Linked DNA regions of Homo sapiens: region 1 is linked to region 2. The links are chromatin loops, found by intact Hi-C in ENCODE. Cell type or tissue: heart right ventricle. All regions are shown on one strand.

Region 1 (8,000 bases), 340 kb before region 2:
GAAATAAGAAAAATAGTGCCCCAGAAATAAAAGCCTTGTGACTTGTTCCAGGAACAGAGAAGAGGCCACTTTGGTTGGAGGCCTGAGCAAGGGGAATAGCAACAAATGAGGTCAGAAGGGTATTAGATGGCAGATGGTATAGGACCTGTAGGTCATTGCAATGCTTTTGACATTGCTATGAGTGAGAAGAAAAGTCCTTGGAGGTTTTAAGCACAGGCATGATTGAGGAGTGACTGAAGTAGGAAAAAGGCAGAGAGAATGGCTAGGAAGCTCTTGTAATAATCCCAGCCAGAGATGATGGAGGCTTGAACCTGAGTGCGGCAGAAGGGATGATGAGACGTGGTCATATTCTGAAGAAGTTTGGGGAAAAATGGTAATAGGATTTGCTGAGGTACCAGATGTGGCCTGTGAGAAAACAATCAAGAATCAGGATGACACCAAGGTTTTGACCTGAGCAACTGGAAGAGTAAAGTTGATTTTTTCTTCATATTGGAAAAAATGCAGAAGAAAATGGTTTTGAGGAAAATATTGTGAGTTTGGATTTAGACAAATTTTATAAGATGGACAATTTAAGACACTCAATTTCTTAATGAAACAAGTAACAAACCTATACTAGAATAAGCCTTTCCAGTGCGATTGCCTGCTCTCTTGTTTTGCCCAAACTGGCTACCAAAATAATTGTAATAGTTTGAGAGGTTCCACTTAATATAAAAATATTATAATACCTGTAAAGGTCATTGACATTATGACTATATATTAAAGCATCAATAAGAAATTATGTAAGAGTTATTTAACCTATACTTTGTGATAAGAACTACCTACAGTGAAACACACCTTTAACAGTTGTATATTATATATACAAATGATATATAATAAGATTTAAGTGTAAACTGTCAATTTATCTCAACCCTCCAAATAGACAAAAACCAAAACATAAAACACAAACAAAACAGTATTTCATAAGTTCTACCTGAGAAAATGGTGCCTTTTCTAGGTCAAGCTAACTCTCTCTTTTTTTTTTTTTATCATATCTAAATTCTGCTGTTCCTCTTTTGAGTATCCAGAGCTGCTTTTCCTCCTCTCCCTCACCTCATGTCTTCTTGTTAAAAAAATTTTTATTTAGGTTTGGAGGTACATGTGAAGGTTCATTACATAGATAAACACATGTCCCTGGGGTTTGTTGTACATATTACTACATCACCCAGGTATTAAGCTCAGTACCCAATAGTTATCTTTTCTGTTCCTCTCCTTCTTCCCACCCTTCACCCTCAAGTAGACCCCAATGTCTGTTGTTTCCTTCTTTGTGTTCATAAGTTCTTATCATTTAGCTCCCACTTATAAGTGAGAACATGTGGTATTTGGTTTTCTGTTCCTGCGTTAGTTTGCTGAAGATAATGGCCTCCAGCTCCAGCCATGTTCCCACAAAGGACATGATCTCTTTCATTTTTATAGCTGCATAATATTCCATGGTGTATACATACCACATTTTCTTTATCCAGTCTGTCACTGATAGGCATTTAAGTTGATTCCATGTCTTTCCCATTGTGAACAGGGCTGCAATGAACAGCCGTGTGCATGTGTCTTTATGGAAGAATGTGTTATATTCCTCCGGGTATATACCCAGTAATGGGATTACTGGATCAAACAGTAGTTCTGCTTTTACAGAACTGCTTTTAAGAACATCTTCCAGGACTAGGTTTGAGCTATTGGGTGGGGCCACTGTTGACTTACAACCATTCAAGCATAGATTTTAGAATATTTGAATATTGTCATTGACAGTGGAAATATTGAACTCTAGAACTCTAGTAGCTTTGGAGGCAAACAGACTTGAGTTCAAATCCTGACTCTACCACCTGTTTACTGTGGCAAGTTGATTAAACAACTAATTTGAACTTTTCTGTGCCTCAGTTTCTCCAACTGAAAATAAGGAGCACAGTATCCATGACCAGAATTTCAGCAAAGTCCAAAAAAAAAAAAAAAAAGGATTTGGGTGATATAGAAAGGAGCTAACAAGGGAATGGAAGTCAAGGAAGGAAAGAAGGCAACAAAGAGTGTTCAGCCAACTCTGAGACTGAATGGAAATATAGAGCTTTCTAAATGGAAGACAAGTGAAATCCACAAAAAATGCTCATTTTCAACTTTGGATATGCTATTGAAGCAATAAATAATTCAGGAATTTCTATAATAATGTGTATATAATGCAGTGTTTTAAGCTGTTACACTGTTTCATAACATTAACTTTATATTTTGAATGATCCAGTTATAGAGCAAACACTTGATATGTGCCTTAGGAAATGTTCATTTTTTTATTGCTATAATTTTATAAATAATTTCAGATATTCCTCAAATGCATTTTTCTTAGTTTCAAATAAATTTCAGTGTGCATGAAAAAGATTTCCCTTTCATTTGAGTGATGGAAAATTAATTATGATCTAGAAAAACCTGTGTTCTAGGATAAGAAAATTTATAGAGTTTTAAGAGAAAAAAACTGGCTTAGCTACTAGTCCTACCAAGGGGTGAACTGGCAGTAGCTAAATATACTGCTCTCAAAGCTAAAATGAATTCAAAGCTACATAAAAAAATTCAACTTGAGTTTTAAATTTAGAACCTACAATTGACAAAAGCAAAAAAAAATGAGAGCCTATTCTGGCTAGAAGGTTGCAGAGAAGAAATTCTGGGGAAAAAAAATTAGGAGAATGATCCTTTGCCTAAGTTCCATGCAGTAGAGATTTTTACTTCTACCCTCTTAAAACTTGCCCTCTGTGTTGAAATTGAACTTCAAAAACTCAATATAAGTTTCCTAAAGGTTATTGTATAATAGAGAGTTTTGCCATGGCATTTCTAAGGAACCAATAACTGAAGTTAAAACCAGGAGTCTGTAAAAAAAATATGTATCTTCACACCATCTCTATTTAACTGGAAAACAAAACAAAACAAAGAAAAATGGGAAACAACTGAGAAGGGAAAGAAATGGACACTTGAACTTTTTTCTGGTTCCTCGTTCCTGGTTCAAAAATGGACACCTCCACCAATGATGCACCTAGCCTGACTTTGCTGGGTCAGACTGACACACAGAGTTGCTCCTCAAAGAGAATCTGGAAGGAAGTACTCCATGGAACATGCTTCATCCTGTCGTGGGTTTTTCATTTCTTATCGATCACTTGAGTGTGAACAATCATATAAAATGCTAGCTAACTAGGAACCTATACTATCAGTTCCAGCTATTAGACTCTCACCCAGGAATAAGGCTTTTTTGTTTGTTTGTTTTATTTTCTCATCTATTTCTAGGACCCATCTTTTCTGTACTTGTGCTCTGGGATTAATTGCTTTGGTATACATTTTTTTTTAAACTTAGTATTCTAGGAAGTCCTTTTTCCCCTGCTATCATGGTCCCCAATTTATTCTTGACTCTATTAAGGTAACACATTTCTCTGTCATCATTTTAGACAGACTCACACAATACACTTTTCCATATGTTCTAACTAAAATAAGTTTCTGTTTTACATATACAATATACTTTTCTGTATGTTCTAACTTGCCAAAATAACTCTCTATCTTCTAATTTACATACATTACAAATATACAGTATTTCCCCTCCTGGATCAGTGGGGAAGTCTTTGAAGTGTTGTGAATAGAACAGAGGGGTCCATGTTGAGTAATCTCTTCTTTACCATACAGATGCTTAGATTGGTCAAGGCTTTAGGCATTTCATAGAAGTATTTACTTCCCACTGATATCCAAAATAAGAGTCCAGAATGAGTGTGCTGGGAGTCTTGCCCTGTTTTTAGCAGAAGGAATGTTTTCATTTTAAACGTGTTCATTCATGAGTATCAATAATCATCCTAAGCTCAAAAAGGTCACCTTTTCTAAAGCATCACTTACAACCAACTTTCTCCTTTACCCTCAAATTAATTTTATTTTTAGTTATTATTTTTTCTGTCAGCATTTGGGAATTTCAACAGAAGCCATAAAAATTTCAGCCAGATGCAGAATCATGGAGGGTCACAGCAGAGCATGAAGTTAGCTGTGTTCATTCCTCTGGGCTTTTTGTTTACCCATTCCTCTATTACAAGCAAAGAGAAGACATGTCAATATAATTTGCTTTTATTTTTATATTAGAGAGATGTCTTACTCCACCTTAAAATGTAACTCAGAGGATGTAGTTAAAATATAATTATAATGATGCTAGCCCTTTCCTTCAGGACATGGTGACATTGCTGGAAGTGGCTGCAAAACTTTGTTGTGTGACCTCAAGAGGAAAATATCTCTTACCCTCATAATAGTCTTTTTCAGAGGTTGCTGTTTTGTTTTTCAAGACCAAGAATCTTCTTCTCAGGATACAGAACTTGAGGACTTTTACCAGCTAGCTATTCATTGTATCGAACATGTATTAATATTTTCTTACCAAATTAGGGTGTATATCGTCTTAGCTTATTTTTAATTCCATGTTTATCTGCATTGTGTTATCATTTTATTTTATCTCTTTTTTCATGAATTCCTTAATTCTCACCAACCCAGATTTTCTCTATGCTTGTCAGTTCCTGTTCCAGTTATCTGTTGCTATAAACATACCACCTTAAAACTTTTCGTAGTTTGAAATACAAATTCACTGTTTTCTCTCAAGGTTCTGTGTGTTGACTTGGCTCAGCTGCATGATTCTCACTTGTGATTTCTCAAATGGCACAGTCAGAGATGGGGTGCAAGAGTCATCCCAAAACTTGACTGAGCTGCACATCCGATATGCCACAGTGCTTCTCCACATGATCACTCTGTCCTGCAGAATAGGCTGGACTTCCTATATGGTAGCTCAGGATTTAAAATGCTCAGTCAGAAATGGGATCTAATTAAACTAAAGAGCTTCTGCACAGCAAAAGAATCTATCATCCGAGTGAATAGACAACCCACAGAATGGGAAAAAATGTTTGCAATCTATCCATCTGACAAAGGTCTAATATCCAGAGTCTATAAGAAACTTAAACAAATTTACAAGAAAAAAACAAAAACCAACAGCCCCATTAAAAAGTGGGGAAAGAACATAATTAGACACTTTAGAAAAGAAGACATACATGTGGCCAGCAAATACGTGAAAAAAAGCTCAACATCCCCACTGATCATTACAGAAATGCAAATCAAAACCACAATGAGATACCATCTCACACGTCACAATTACTATTATTAAAAAGTCAAAAAAACAACAGATGTTGGTGAGGCTGCAGATAAAAAGGAATGCTTTTACACTGTTGGTGGGAGTATAAATTAGTTAACCATTGTGGAAGACAGTGTGGCAATTCCTCAAAGACCTAGAGGCAGAAATACCACTTGACCCAGCAATCCCATTACTGGGTATATATCCAAAGGAATGTAGCAGATCACGAGGTCAAGAGATCGAGACCATCCTGGCCAACATGTTGAAACCCCATCTCTAGCAAAAAAAAACAAAAACAAAAAACAAAAACAAAAAAAAAAACTGTTGTGGTGGTGTGCACCTGCAGTCCTAGCTACTTGGGAGGCTAAGGCAGGAGAATCCCTTGAACCCGGGAGGCAGAGGTTGTAGTGAGTGGAAATCATGGCACTGCACCCCTGCCTGATGACAGCGTAAGACTCTGTCTCAAAAAAAAAAAAAGAATATAAAGAATATAAAGCATTCTATTATAAAGAAACATGCACATGTATGTTTATTGCAGCACTATTCACAATAGCAAAGACATGAATGTGCATCAATGATATACTGGATAAAGAAAATGATATAAATGCCCATCAATGATATACTGGATAAAGAAAATGTGGCATGTGTACACCATGGAATACTATGCAGCCATAAAAAAGAATGAGATCATGTCCTCTGCAGGGACATCGATGGAGCCAGAAGCCATTATCCCCAGCAAACCAATGCAGGAACAGAAAACCAAATACTGCACGTTCTCACTTATAAGTGGGAGTTGAATAATGAGAACACATGGACACAGGGAGGGGAAAAACACACACTGGGGCCTGTTGGAGGTGGGGTATCAGGAATAATAGCTAATGCATGCTGGGCTTGATACCTAGGCGATAGGAGGTACTGTGCAGTAAATCACCATGACACACATTTACCTGCGTTAACAAACCCGCACATCCTGCGCATGTACAGACCTTAAAAGTTGAAGAAAAAAAGATAGTCGGTTAAAAATTAATTAACTGGATTTGTTGGTCTAAGAATAAAAGTTTCCATGCAAATTGAAAGCAGAGATTGACAGGCTAGTTTTATGGCCTAAGCCTGGGACTGTTGCACAGTTACTCTCCACTTGTTCGTCAAAACTGTCAGATTGAAGCGGGTGCAGAAATAGGCCTCACACCTTGATGGAGAAGTGGCAGCCTCACATTGCAGAATAGCTTGAGGAATGGGAGATAACGTTTCAGTCATTTTTGGAGAATACAGTGTGCCTAAGACATACCCCGGGTGTAATTCAGGTATTGGGCATTCACTGACAGTTATTCTCAGAATGTTTGGTGTACTGGATTTGATCATGGCCCATTTTATGTAGCAGGAGTAATGGTTGTGCTGTTGATTTTACAGAACTAACCTACAGCTAGAACCAAGATCAAGCTTCCCCTCAGCTGGCTAAGAGGTGAGACATACCTGATCATTCTTGTTACAGAATTTTGAAAGACAGTATAGTGAAAAAGTTACCTTTAAATATTATTTATCAAAGATAATACTTCTTGCTGTGCCTAGGTCCTGGAACTGTCAGAAACATCTCATCAAATAGCTGCAGAGGGTGGATTGCTTGAGCCAGAGATGGAGACTAGCCTCAGCAGCATGGCAAAACCTTGTCTACTAGAAAATACAAAAATTACCCTGGTGTGGTGGTGCACACCTGTAGTCCCAGCTCTTGGGGCCGCTGAGGCAGGAGGATCACCTGAGCCTGGGAGGTCGAGCCTGCAGTGAGCTGTGATTGCACCACTGCACTCCAGCCTGGGTGACAGAGCAAGACCCTGTCTCAAAAAATAAAACTAATACATAAATATGTAGCTGCAGAAAGGAGAAAATCCTCAGGTTGCTCTATCAAACATCAGAAATGTTCCTGAGTTTTTAAACAAAGTTTGAAGCAAAGGACAAAGCTTCAAATTGAAAACAAACAAACAAAAAAAACACAAAGAAAAGAGAAAAAGATACAATTTATCTCTTAAGTGATTAATGACAACAACATTTTCAAAATGATCATAGTTTATACAATCATCTAAAAGGGGATCAGTGAACTATGGCCTGTGGGCCAAATCTGACTCATCACCTGTTTTGGCAGATAAAGTTTTATTGGAACACAGTCATGTTCATTTGTTTACGAATTGTCTATGGCTGCTTTCACTACAGTGTCAGAGTTGAGTAATTGTGACAGAAACCATATAGCCTGCAAAGCAATCCACCCTCTGCAGCTATTTGATGTTTCTGACAGTTCCAGGACCTAGGCACAGCAAGAAGTATTATCTTTGATAAATAATATTTAAAGGTAACTTTTTCACTATACTGTCTTTCAGAATTCTGTAACAAGAATGATCAGGTATGTCTCACCACTTAGCCAGCTGAGGGGAAGCTTGATCTTGGTTCTAGCTGTAGGTTAGTTCTGTAAAATCGACAGCACAAATTCTGCAAAGCCAAGAATACTTTCTATCTGGTCTTTTAAAAAAGAAGTTTGCTGACTTTTGCTTTTTAGTGAAAGCTTGCTGACCCCTTATTAAAATAGTGAGGGCAGAATTTATATTTTAAAAAGAGATAAGATGAATTCTGTACATATTAATGGTGGTCTTATCTTCCTGGACCCTGGGAACCATGAGATACAAGGGAGAAGCCTCCTGAGAAAGACCAGGATGTAACAGAATGTAATTTGCATGAGAACCTTTATTCTTCAACCAACAAATCAAGTTAATGAGTTTCTAACCCACTAAGTATTTTAAAGAGCTAGGGCAGAAAATATTTGCTACACTGTACATGGATAAACAAAATGTCCAAGTCATTGCTTCAT
Region 2 (8,000 bases):
AGGCAAATGTACAATACTATATCCTATGGTTAATTTTATTTGACTTCAACTTTCTGCTAAACAACACTTTCCAAAATTGTAAAGTACAAATGCTTTGCAAAAGTTTAAAAAACACAGAAAATAATTTCAAAACTCAAAGTTACCATTATTTAAATGCATTTTGTTTTATTTTCACCCAGTCTCTGCATAAATAACTTTTTCTTAAACACAATTGAGATTCTGCTTCCACTTAACATTCTGTTCTAGGCATCTGCTTATATCCTCAAAAACTCTAGAGAATATTTTTAAATTGTTGGTATAAATGAAGTATATTGCTACTAATAATGATGACAACAAGAGTAACTAGCAAATTTGTAAATTAGCATCCAGACATGAATAACAAAAACCAGTTTTTAATTTTTTCAGACAAATGCAAGATTATTATCTGATCATTCCAAACCAACTGCTGAAACGGTAGCACCTGACAACACTGCAATCCCCAGTTTAAGGGCTGAAGCTGAAGAAAATGAAAAAGAAACAGCAGTATCCACAGAAGACGATTCCCACCATAAGGTAAAAGTAACATCATTTATATTAATACAATTTTTTAATTCTCCAAAGGTCTTAGTTTCAAAGCATGGTAAAAGAGATTATGTTATTTATGTCTCAGTTTAATTTTTTTAAAACATGATGATCACCTCAACTGCCTCCAATCACTAGAAGAATGATGAGGATTAATGAGTTTTACTACTTGGGCTGAGCTGCTGTATACTTGTTTCATTTTATAAAATCCAAATTCAGTTTAAACCTGTGGCTACAGAGTGTGAGGAATATTATAAACATGTTTACATGATAGTGTGTGAAGAAAAAGAATAATGAATATTAAATGTTACCTTAGGCATAAATATGGTTACATTATCATTTGTTTGAAGAATGAACTTTTTTTTCTTTTAAGGCTGAAAAATCATCAGTACTAAAGTCAAAAGAGGAAAGCCATGAACAGTCAGCAGAACAGGGCAAGAGTTCTAGCCAAGAGCTGGGATTGAAGGATCAAGAGGACAGTGATGGTCACTTAAGTGTGAATTTGGAGTATGCACCAACTGAAGGTACATTGGACATAAAAGAAGATATGAGTGAGCCTCAGGAGAAAAAACTCTCAGAGAACACTGATTTTTTGGCTCCTGGTGTTAGTTCCTTCACAGATTCTAACCAACAAGAAAGTATCACAAAGAGAGAGGAAAACCAAGAACAACCTAGAAATTATTCACATCATCAGTTGAACAGGAGCAGTAAACATAGCCAAGGCCTAAGGGATCAAGGAAACCAAGAGCAGGATCCAAATATTTCCAATGGAGAAGAGGAAGAAGAAAAAGAGCCAGGTGAAGTTGGTACCCACAATGATAACCAAGAAAGAAAGACAGAATTGCCCAGGGAGCATGCTAACAGCAAGCAGGAGGAAGACAATACCCAATCTGATGATATTTTGGAAGAGTCTGATCAACCAACTCAAGTAAGCAAGATGCAGGAGGATGAATTTGATCAGGGTAACCAAGAACAAGAAGATAACTCCAATGCAGAAATGGAAGAGGAAAATGCATCGAACGTCAATAAGCACATTCAAGAAACTGAATGGCAGAGTCAAGAGGGTAAAACTGGCCTAGAAGCTATCAGCAACCACAAAGAGACAGAAGAAAAGACTGTTTCTGAGGCTCTGCTCATGGAACCTACTGATGATGGTAATACCACGCCCAGAAATCATGGAGTTGATGATGATGGCGATGATGATGGCGATGATGGCGGCACTGATGGCCCCAGGCACAGTGCAAGTGATGACTACTTCATCCCAAGCCAGGCCTTTCTGGAGGCCGAGAGAGCTCAATCCATTGCCTATCACCTCAAAATTGAGGAGCAAAGAGAAAAAGTACATGAAAATGAAAATATAGGTACCACTGAGCCTGGAGAGCACCAAGAGGTAAAATTATTTTAAATGGTCCTTGTCCAATAAAGCCAGCATTATCAATAAACAGTCATGACCTTTCTCTGTGCTCTCACAGTGTCCTGTATGGATGTCTACTAGTACATTACTAAAATATATTACAGTTATTTCTTTTTAGGTCTATCTCTATCATTAGGCTGAGAATGCCTGTTTTATTTGAGTTCCCGTAGATGCAGATCTTGGATTTGAGTGTTGTTTATTTAAGAAGCACAGGGAACAAAGAGGAGTGCAGAAGTAACACAAGAAGGAAAGGAAGCTAATAAAAGGAACATCATTCAAGCCATGTAAAGACATTTTCTCAGAAGTATTCCATTTGGCGACTGAAGGAGCTAGGGTACTTCTTTTGGCTGAGGATTGCTAGAGGGGTATTAATTTCCCAGCATTTCCAGCCTGTCCCTTGAGTGAGCCAGGTCAATTTCCATGATTTTTCAGGCACGGAAATGCAGATATTGGCCATTGAAAGTCCCTGGAACTAGCTGGAATGATAAATTATGACAGATCTGAAGGATAGGAGATACTGGCAACTGCTGCTCTAATGCCTTGAAAGCAGATGCCATATTGTTTTCGAGTTGAATCACCAGTGTCCAACAAAATGTCTCTGACATAACAAAAGAGCCAACAATGTTTGTTGAATTAGTTATAAAGATTAAGGTCCTACTTTATTAAGCAAACACATACCAAAATGATAATCTGGAAACTACAGCAGGATCGGGGCAGGGAGGAAGCATATTTGGAGCTTTCATTCAAAATCCTGGCAGCCACAAAGTCCTGTGCCAGCAGGACTTGGCACAGATTTTGGTACACAAGGTCAATGGTAACCTCAGTTACTGAGAACTCTGCTGCCACTCTAACGTAGGAGTTTTCTTATACCTTAAAAGCCTGGTATGAAAGCTTTACCAACAAATTCAGAGAGATTTCCAATGTAACTCTGGCTTAACTACAAAATCACAAGATAATACTACATTTCTAGTGTTTTCTCAAATCCAAAGAGGAGACTCCAAGTCTTATTGAGTAATCCCCAGAGATAACGCACTAAATCTCACTGATAAAGATAGAAATGGGTCCTGTTCTCCAAGGGTTACTGTCTACCTCCACAGTTGTGACTGATTTCCCTTTCTTTTTTCTTTTTTTTTTTTTTTTGAGACGGAGTCTCACTCCTTCACCCAGGTTGGAGTGCAGTGGCGCAATCTCGGCTCACTGCAACCTCTGCCTCCCAGGTTCAAGCAATTCTCCTGTCTCAGCCACTCAAGTAGGTGGGACTATAGGCGCCTGCCACCATGCCCAGCTAATTTTTGTATTTTTAGTAGAGACAGGGTTTCACCTTGTTGGTCAGGCTGGTCTCGAATTCCTGACCTCAGGTGATCCACCCACCTCAGCCTCCCAAAGTGCTGGGATTACAGGCTCCATTTCTTCTTTTTTTTCTGTTTTGTTTTGTTTTTAGAGATGGAGTCTTGCTCTGTCTCCTAGGCTGGAGTGTAGTGATGCAATCACAGCTTACTGCAACCTCAACCTCCTGGGCTCTAGCAGTCCTCCCACCTTAGCTTCCTGAGTAACCGGGACCACAGGCATGCACCATCATGCCCAGCTAATTTTTTTTTTTTTGGGGGGGGGGGTGGGTAGAGATGGAGTTTCCCTATGTTGCCCAGGTTGGTCTTAAACTCCTGGGCTCAAGTGATCCTCCCACCTTGGCCTCCCAAAGTGCTGGGATTACACATGTGAGCCACCACACCCAGCCTGGTTTCCCTTTCTGAGATTTGAAATGATTTGAGCATGAAAAATACTCGTGAAAGTATGCACAGTGGAAATATAAATTAAGTAATGGCTCTCCTCTTAGTAGATTTTAACTTTTGCTCTTGTTATTCTAAAGGCCAAGAAAGCAGAGAACTCATCAAATGAGGAGGAAACGTCAAGTGAAGGCAACATGAGGGTGCATGCTGTGGGTGAGTATGCATGAAGCAAGCTGTTTGTGACTATATCAAGGAAGAAATGGAATCTGCCACTTTGGGCTTGTCCCTCCATCCTTTGTGAATGCTGCACAGAATTTTTTCTCTCCCCAGTCCTCCCCAAGGAAATGCTCCCATAAATTGTTGACATTTTCTTGTGCATACTTGATATACAACAATGGGTAAATGTGTTTGCAAACTGGAAGCCCTGTTGAGATATTAGTGAAAGGGCTAGAGTTCTTCCTTAAATCCTTTTGCTTCTGAAAAGACTTAATTCTATCTTATTTATTCTCAAATCTGTAACTTGCTGATGAATTTATATCCCATACTTGATAAAGGACCTTATTCCTCCCCCTATCACAAACATTTTGAATTTCAGCCTTATTTCACTTCTGACCAGCTTGCACAACGTTGCACTAAGGACTTCAGACTATGACCATCTCAGGCATAGAAGAGCTGTCTGTTCTTTGCACATCTCCAATCCAAACTGCTGCAAGAGGAAATCTAGATTATCATGTAAAATAATCAGTAAAATTATCATGTAAAATAGAAGGTTCCATCTGACATTAACACATCAATTAAAGAGGATTCCAATGTCTTCCCACTTCCAAATTTGCAAATTTCAAGGACTTCAAAATTTCCCCTTCATTAGTGAAAATGAAACTAGTTGAGTGAATTTGTATTTACATACTCAATTTAACTTTGTCCATGCTTCCTGCCCAATCTTTTCTGTTAGATTCTTGCATGAGCTTCCAGTGTAAAAGAGGCCACATCTGTAAGGCAGACCAACAGGGAAAACCTCACTGTGTCTGCCAGGATCCAGTGACTTGTCCTCCAACAAAACCCCTTGATCAAGTAAGTATTCTGCAAAATAGTCTTTAAGTGGCTCCAAAAGGTTAGTGACTGAAATAAAAATATTTGCCATTGAAATTTTTGCTTAAAAAAGGTAGATACCTAGGTTATCATTTGGTTATTTGGGATATTTGGAACATCTGCAGTTTTCATTCTACTGAGCTTATCTAGAGCTAAATTGTCATCACCGTTGGTACAGTTTAGTTGATTTTTTTGATGCCAAATGGAACAATTACGATTTTAATAGTCTCACCTACCTGACCACATCTTTGGCACAGCGCTGTTATCAGCATATGAGCTTTAAGGAGCAGAGTGTCTTCCAGTGAGCATTTGGCTCTATCAGCTTTTTCTTCTACTTATCTTCCATAGGTTTGTGGCACTGACAATCAGACCTATGCTAGTTCCTGTCATCTATTCGCTACTAAATGCAGACTGGAGGGGACCAAAAAGGGGCATCAACTCCAGCTGGATTATTTTGGAGCCTGCAAATGTAAGATTATGTCCCTCCTGTCAACCATCATCTCTGAGAGGGCTTGGGGTGAATCTGGACATGCCTGAATTATCTATATGCAAACAGGGAAAAGCTGATGTAGTTCTGAACACAAAAATTATCAACTGGAGAAACTTAAAAAATAAGAACTCTCAGGCCTTAACCGTAGGAGATTCTGATTTAACTGAACTAGGTTGGAATCCTGACATTGTTTTTTTTATTTGTTTTTGAAGTAACCTAGACAATTCTAATGTGCAGCCAGGGCTCAGAACCACTATGATAATGCTATCCACTTAATCACAGAGTTGAATCACTGGAATTTTGCTACATTATTTGCCCTCTTCCCAATTTAAGTTAAGCCTTTGCCAAGAAGTCTCTGACAACACATTTTTCCAGAAGTGTTTTAAGGCTGTCTTCCTTCCCCAGGATATTCTCAATTGTGTTTGGCTCCCCTTACCACTAAGTGATTCTCCACATTAGCAGTGCTCACTAATGTTTCCGGGTCTCCTCCCCTTCCAGACACAGGAGAGGATGAAACATGTCAGCCTCCTGGACGTTAGGTATGACCATATATCTTGCTTTGTCCAGGGAAATGTGAAAAAAGTCATCTATGTGAGTTCTGGGCAGAAGCATTCAAGAGCTGGGGTATGGTTCTCCATCCTCTGCTCCTTTGCCACCACAAACTCTCTTTGAGATAGTGGCCTCAAAAAATGGCAACGTCATTGGTGGCTGGCAAGATGGCCAAATAAGGACCACTCTGGTTTGCAGCTCCCAGTGAGATCAACGCAGAAAGAGGGTGATTTCTGCATTTCCAGCTGAGGTACCCAGCTCATTGGGACTGGTTAGACAGTGGGTGCAGCTCACAGAGGGGGAGCCAAAGTAGGGTGGGGTGTTGCCTCACCCAGTAACTGCAAGGGATCGGGAAACTCTCTCCCCTAGCGAAGGGAAGCTGTGAGGGACTGTGCTGCGAAAGACAGTGCATTCTGGCCCAGATACTACGCTTTTCCCACAGTCTTCGCAATCCACAGACCAGGAGATTCCTTCGGGTGCCTACACCACCAGGACCCTGGGTTTCAAGCACAAAACTGGGCCACCATTTGGGCAGACACCGAGCTAGCTACAGGAGTTTTTTTCCATATCCCAGTGGCACCTGGAATGCCAGCAAGACAGAACTGTTCACTTCCCTGGAAATGTGGCTGAAGCCAGTGAGCCAAATGGTCTAGCTCAGTGGATCCCACCCCCACAGAGCCCAGCAAGCTAAGATCCACTGGCTTGAAATTCTTGCTGCCAGCACAGCAGTCTGAAGTTGACCTGGGATGCTTGAGTTTGGTGGGGGGGAGGGGCATCCACCATTACTGAGGCTTGAGTTGGCGGTTTTCCCTTCACAGTGTAAACAAAGCTGCTAGGAAGTTCGGACTGGGTGGAGCCCACGGCAGCACCAGAAAGCCACTGTAGCTAGACTGCCTCTCTAGATTCTTCCTCTCTGGGAAAGGCATCTCTGAAAGTAAGGCAGCAGCCCCAGTCAGGGGTTTATAGATAAAGCTCCCATCTCCTTGGGACAGAGCACCTGGGGGAAGGGGCGGCTGTGGGCAGAGCAGACTTAAATGTTCCTGCCTGCCAGCTCTGAAGAGAGCAGCAGATCTCCCAGCACAGCACTCAAGCTCTGCTAAGGAACAGACTGCCTCCTCAAGTGGGTCCCTGACCCCCATGCCTCCTGACTGGGAGAAACCTCCCAGCAGGGGTCGACAGACATCTCATACAGGAGAGCTCTGGCTGGCATCTAGCAGGTACCCCTCTGGGACGAAGCTTCCAGAGGAAGGAACAGGCAGCAATGTTTGCTGTTCTGAAGCCTCTGCTGGTGACACCCAGGCAAACAAGGTCTAGAATGGACCTTGAGTGAACTCCAGCAGACCTGCAGCAGAGGGGCCTCTTAGAAGGAAAACTAATGAACAGAAAGGAATAGCATCAACATCAACAAAAAAGATATCCACACAAAAACCCCATCCAAAGGCCACTAACATCAAAGACCAAAGGCAGAAAATCCATGAAGATGAGGAAAAACCAACACAAAAAGCCTGAAAATTCCAAAAATGGGAATGCCTCTTCTCCTCCAAAGGATCACAACTCCTTGCCAGCAAGGGAACAAAAGTGGATGGAGAATGAGTTTGAGGAAGTGACAGAAGTAGGCTTCAGAACATGGGTAATAACAAACTCTTCTGAGTTAAAGGAACATGTTATAACCCAATACAAGGAAGCTAAGAACCTTGAAAAAAGGTTAGAGGAATTGCTAACCAGAATAACCAGTTTAGAGAAGAACATAAATGACCTGATGGAGCTGAAAAACACAGCACGAGAACTTCGTGAAGCATACACAAGTATCAATATCCAAATCGATTAAGTGGAAGAAAGGATATCAGAGATTGAAGATCAACTTAATGAAATAAAGCATGAAGACAAGATTAGAGAAAAAAGAATGAAAAGGAATAAACAAAGCCTCCAAGAAATGTGAGACTCTGTGAAAAGACCAAACCTACATCTGATTGGTGTACCTGGAAGTAATGAGGAGAATGGAACCAAGTTGGAAAACACTCTTCAGGATATTATCCAGGAGAACTTCCTCAACCTAGCAAGACAGACCAACACTGAAATTCAGCAAATACGGAGAACACCACAAAGATAATCCTCACGAAGAGCAACTCCAAGACACATAATTGTCAGATTCACCAAGGTTGAAATGAAG

The links. Hi-C counts contacts between places; a loop is a spot of excess contacts. Peaks named below come from ENCODE experiments on the same cell type or tissue, not always from the same donor. Only the 100,000 strongest peaks of a DNase experiment are listed, where the experiment ranks them.
Region 1: a loop joins it to region 2, with 6 times the contacts of the local background. A loop is called at or near these places in 2 of 110 quality-filtered maps.

The regions. Positions count from the first base shown.
Region 1 is chr4:87,823,848-87,831,847 of GRCh38, reverse strand. It overlaps a transcript of MEPE not described here. Among named protein-coding and RNA genes, the nearest start is that of MEPE, 5.1 kb to the left of the region's middle. In heart right ventricle, no CTCF peak of the experiment used is centred here; no DNase peak of the experiment used is centred here.
Region 2 is chr4:87,487,533-87,495,532 of GRCh38, reverse strand. SPARCL1 (SPARC like 1) reads left to right here. Exons shown (of 11, transcript NM_004684.6): 3 at 406-552; 4 at 935-1,951; 5 at 3,843-3,915; 6 at 4,655-4,773; 7 at 5,140-5,260. Among named protein-coding and RNA genes, the nearest start is that of SCPPPQ1, 20 kb to the right of the region's middle. In heart right ventricle, no CTCF peak of the experiment used is centred here; no DNase peak of the experiment used is centred here; H3K27ac peaks cover 7,286 bases.